2 separate regions of the Mus musculus genome follow, and region 1 is linked to region 2. The links are chromatin loops, found by intact Hi-C in ENCODE. Cell type or tissue: gastrocnemius. All regions are shown on one strand.

Region 1 (2,500 bases), 110 kb after region 2:
GTCAGTGCCACTCAGCAACGGCACATGTGGCTTCCCACAAACGACCACCAAAATAAATCTTTAAATTAAACTTGCTGTCAACCTGACCTCTATCATACATCAACAACTGGGAGCACCGGTGTTAATGCATGGAAACTCTGTCTATAATCTGAGACTCTGCCATTGGTTAAAGAAGTCATAGGCCATGTCTGAAGAGAGTTCAAAAACACTGGCAGCAACCTGCGAGCTCCTGCAGCTGGGTTTGGTGAACTTTAAACCGAAAGCTGATTCAGAGCACTTGACTCACCACCCTGCTAGAGGAAAAGGCCCAGCAGGGGTAGCTCTAAAACAGCCCCAGATGGAGCAGACTCTCTGCCAGGACCAGAGCAGCTGGCAGAGGGAAGCAAGCCATTCCTGTGCATCCCTTTATCCTCTCTCACAAGCAGTCCATTGCGTTGTCTAGTCCTGGTGTGTAATAGTTATCCCATAAAGGGCACATGAGCATCTGACACCAAGGACCTTTCCCTCAAGCTTCTCTGCTTTCTGCGCTCTTGTGCCCTTGGAGAAGAAAGAACAGAAGAAACCCAACTGCAGAACACCAGGGACTTCTGTATCATTTAATAACACGAGTTTATCTCTTTGGAGCCTGAGACTTATTTGGGGTTATTGTAAGTGATACCCAAAGGCCACGAATAGATTGAATGTAGCTTCTTTTCATTTCGGTAAACATTGATGGAGTGGCTTCAATGTGGCAGACACAGAGCTGGGCACTGAGATGTAGGGCTGAGGGAGGCTTTCACTGTACAAACTCACCCAGCATCTGGCCTTTGTAGTGAAGCTGAACACACAAGGCCCATATTCTGTGCCTTGAGTGGTTCAGTTGCTCCTCTGGTTTTCACACAGCATCAGAATGGAACAAAGTGTAAAGACCAAGCAGAAGTGTAGAACGCTTGAGTTAGGGCCTCAGCCTCTTTTACGGAGAGGTATAAGGACAGAAAGAGCATCAGCTCACATATGCTGAGATGTCCCTGCAGAGTCTCCTAGGTTTCACTGTACATCCCAGAGTCTCTAGACTAGATGGTGCAGGGGCCATGACTGTGACACAGCTGTTCTGTTTTCCATTTTCAGCAGGTGTCAGAAGTTTGTCTAGGTGATTACATATCAAGCTTTCCTTGGAAAGTGCTAGAAGCTTTAGAAGGAAAACATTAAGGACATTTAAAGGCTTAGTGTTGAAGGGCTGGAGAAAACTGGCAGCCCTGGGTGGGGAGTGGTGGAGAGACTGGGCAAAGAGCAGATGGTCTTTCCTCCCAGTCCCATAGGCCACAGCCTGGATCATGAGATTCTGTCCCACGGAGTGAGCAAAAACCCCAGAGAACTGTGTGCCAGTATAAATATGCAGCCTTGGGCTCCATGCCCAACTGAGTAGGGGATGACTAATGCACTCATGGAACAACTCTTAAAAAAAGATTGCAGTGGTTTCCAGAGCATTGCCTCTCTGCAGATGCAGGGCTGAACTGGGCAAAGTTGAGCTTTAGCATGAGCTCCGAAGAATCACACCCCATCCCCACCTACTGGGGGGCTGCGGCCTTTTCTCCCCCCATTCCCACCTCCTCCCACCCAAACTTACCTGCTCCACATCTCAACCTTTAAGGGGTTCTCACTGGCTTAGCAATCCCCCAAGATCACATAAGGACACCAGCAAGCAGCACACTTAGACTTTAAGCTGAGCACCTGGTGCCTGTGCTCAGCAGTACGTTTGTGCTATGTGAACTCTGGAATTCCCTCCTTGCAGTACTGTGATTTTTAAAAATATCTGCCACTCTTTCTAATGACTTGGACTAGAATCTTTCCATTTCATGAAAAAAAAATTTTTTTTTAATTCCATCCAGTCTGGTGAACTTTTTGTTCCGAGGTACCCAGTGTCTCTAGAGGTGACCAAGAAATCGATAGTTGGCAGAGACAGGGATGGAAAGTCTTAGGACTTAGCAGCAGGTGTGTGGCTGTTAGGACCAATCGGATAATCCCAAACTTCCCTCAGAACTGACCAAGGCTTCGCAGAGGGGCACATGAAGTTTGACATACCTCAAACTCTACCTCTCTGAGGAAAACAACAGCAGCAGCAGCAACAACACCACCCTACTATTAGACAGCTTAAAATGTAACAGGCTGTGCACGCCTTTAATCCCAGCACTCTGGAGGCAGAGGCAGGCGGGTTTCTGAGTTCGAGGCCAGCCTGGTCTACAGAGTGAGTTCCAGGACAGCCAGGACTACACAGAGAAACCCTGTCTCGAAAAACCAAAAAAAGAAAGGAAGAAAGAAAGAAAGAAAGAAAGAAAGAAAGAAAGAAAGAAACAAAGAGAGAAAAAGTAACAGGCAAGGAAAAGGGGCTTGGTTTCAAAGACCCACGTGGATATCTGAGCCAATGGATGCTTGAGATATTTGCATATAAACCATGTGCATCCTCCCATACTCTTGAAATCTCCTCTAGATTACTTACAACACTTACTACAACGTGAGTGCT
Region 2 (2,500 bases):
CCTTGTTGGTATAGGAGTGGCCTTATTGGAGGAAGTGTGTCACTGGAGGTGGGGTTTGAGGTTTCAAAAGCCCAAGCCCCTCCCCTCCCCTTCTCTCTCTGTCACTCTGTTTCTCTCTTTCTCTTCTTCTTCTCTTCTCTTCTCTTCTCTTCTCTTCTCTTCTCTTCTCTTCTCTTCTCTTTTCTTCTTCTTCTTCTTCTTCTTCTTCTTCTTCTTCTTCTTCTTCTTCTTCTTCTTCTCCTTCTCCTCCTTCTCCTCCTTCTCCTCCTTCTCCTCCTTCTCCTCCTTCTCCTCCTTCTCCTCCTTCTCCTCCTTCTCCTCCTTCTCCTCCTTCTCCTCCTTCTCCTCCTTCTCCTCCTTCTCCTCCTTCTCCTCCTTCTCCTCCTTCTCCTCCTCCTCCTCCTTCTCCTCTCCTCCCCTCCCCCCTCCTCTTGCCCCCTTTCCCCTCCCTTCTCCCCTTTGCCCTTTCCCCTCCCCCTTCCCCCTTCCCTCTCCTCTCTCCCCTCCCCCTTCCCCCTCCTCTCTCCCCACTCTCCTCTCCCCCTTCTCCCTCCCTCCCCCTCTACTTTGAACCAGCTATTTCTCCAGTACCATGTTGTCATGTTCCTTGACATGATGATAATGAACTGAACCTCTGAAACTGTAAGCCAGCCCCCTATTAAATGTTGTCCTTTACAAGAGTTGCCTTGGTCGTGGGTCTCTTCACAGCAGTAGAACAGTAACTACGCAGACACTGTCACAGCTCTTAGTTTTGCCTATCTAGTTCTAAAACCAATCTCTACAAAACTAGTTGTAGAGCTAGGTGTGGTGTAGCTCCTTCACTTGGGACGGAGTCTTAGTTATGGGTTCCATTGCTGTGAAGAGACACCACGACCATGGCAACTTTTATAAAGGAAAACATTTCATTGGCGTTAACTTACAGTTTCAGAGGTTTAGTCCATTGTCATCATGGTGGGAAGCATGGCAGCATGCAGGTAGACATGGTACTGGAGCTGAGAATTCTACACCTTGGTCCGAAGGCAGCAAAAGCAACTGTAAACCAACTGGGCATAAGTTGAACATATGAGACCTTAAAGCTCACCCCCACAGTGACACACCTCCTTCAACAAGGTGACAGCTATTCCAACAAGGCCATACCTCCTATGGCCACCTCCTATGGACCAATCATTCAAATATATGGGTCTATGGGGTGGGGGCTTCCTATTAAAACCATCACAGAGCCTAAGGTAGGGGGATTGCTTTAAGTTGAAGCCAGACTAGATAATATATAATAAGGTCCTGTTTCTACGCCCCCAACCAAAAAACCCATCACCCCCTCACCCCAACCAAACTTAAAACAAAAGCAACAAATACCTCCAACAAGCTGATGGGGAAACCAGCATAGCATGAGTCTTCTTACAGTTTAGTGGCCTAAGAGTGCACTTCCCATGCAGATGCTGGCTGGCTCCCTCAGTGCCTTCCTATTCCTAGCCCTGTAGTGGTTCTGGACCACCTCTCCCTCACTCCACTGATTTAAGCCACTGAGAATACAAAGGAGGAACATATATATGGGACCACAGCTCATTTCAGTCTCAAATATGACAGCCTACATACTCTACTCTTCCTTTGGGTTTCTGTTGAATTTTGCATAACCCTGCTTAGAGGGAGCAGACTTGGCAAGCAATCTCCTTTGCTAGAAAACAGAACCCAAATAGGAAGTTAGGTCTCCAAAGGGACAGTTGTGCAGACAGATCCGGACCCTGAAGGTGGGTGGGGCTCAAAGCTAATACAAGGACTCTGGCAAAGGAATGGGAGCTTTGGATCTGAGCTCCAAGAGCTGCTCAGATCTTTCTGGCAGGGAGGCCCAGGGCTCTTACGCACGTCTTCCAGGACAGCAATGGAAGCAGAGAACTCATCCAGAGTGCTAGCTGTACTGCTGCATGTTTGAGAACTCCCAGGAGTCAGGGCGGACCCAGCAAACCTGGAAGAGCTAGAGCTCCGAGTGTTGTCCTGGTTCCAAGAGTTAGCCGACGCCAGATGAATTCTCCCCAAATGCAAACTGCAGACTTTCACAGGACTGTTAGTAATAACTTTGCTTTGAGTCTTCTTTGCCCCATCCCACTGTCCCCACCCACTCTGCTTTTCACTTCACAGGATAAAGCTGGGAGAGCTGAATTCAAACACTCCATTCAGATCACATTCCCATCAACAGTGTAGAGGTGCTCTTTCTCTCCCGCTTTCTCTTAGAAAAGACACGCGTGCGGTGTAAGTGTGTTTCCTGGCTTTCTTACTGTAAATTATTTTATTTTATTTTATTGGTGGTTTTTTTGGTATTTTTTGAGACAGTCTCGTGTAGTCCAGGTTAGCCTTGCACTCACTTGCTTTTTAGTAGAAGGTGGTCTTCAACATTTATCTTTACCTCTCAAACACTGGTATTTCAGGTACTTATTATTTTGAGTGGCTATATGTAAGTGCTTTAAACCAAACCCAGGTCCTCTGCATGAACAATGCATCCTCCTAA

The links. Hi-C counts contacts between places; a loop is a spot of excess contacts. Peaks named below come from ENCODE experiments on the same cell type or tissue, not always from the same donor. Only the 100,000 strongest peaks of a DNase experiment are listed, where the experiment ranks them.
Region 1: a loop joins it to region 2, with 2.4 times the contacts of the local background. A loop is called at or near these places in 12 of 42 quality-filtered maps.

The regions. Positions count from the first base shown.
Region 1 is chr5:77,073,967-77,076,466 of GRCm38, reverse strand. No RefSeq gene overlaps it. Among named protein-coding and RNA genes, the nearest start is that of Gm51293, 9.4 kb to the left of the region's middle. In gastrocnemius, no CTCF peak of the experiment used is centred here; DNase peaks (open chromatin) are centred at 344 and 1,378; H3K27ac peaks cover 344 bases.
Region 2 is chr5:77,181,050-77,183,549 of GRCm38, reverse strand. No RefSeq gene overlaps it. Among named protein-coding and RNA genes, the nearest start is that of Gm34598, 23 kb to the right of the region's middle. In gastrocnemius, no CTCF peak of the experiment used is centred here; no DNase peak of the experiment used is centred here; H3K27ac peaks cover 687 bases.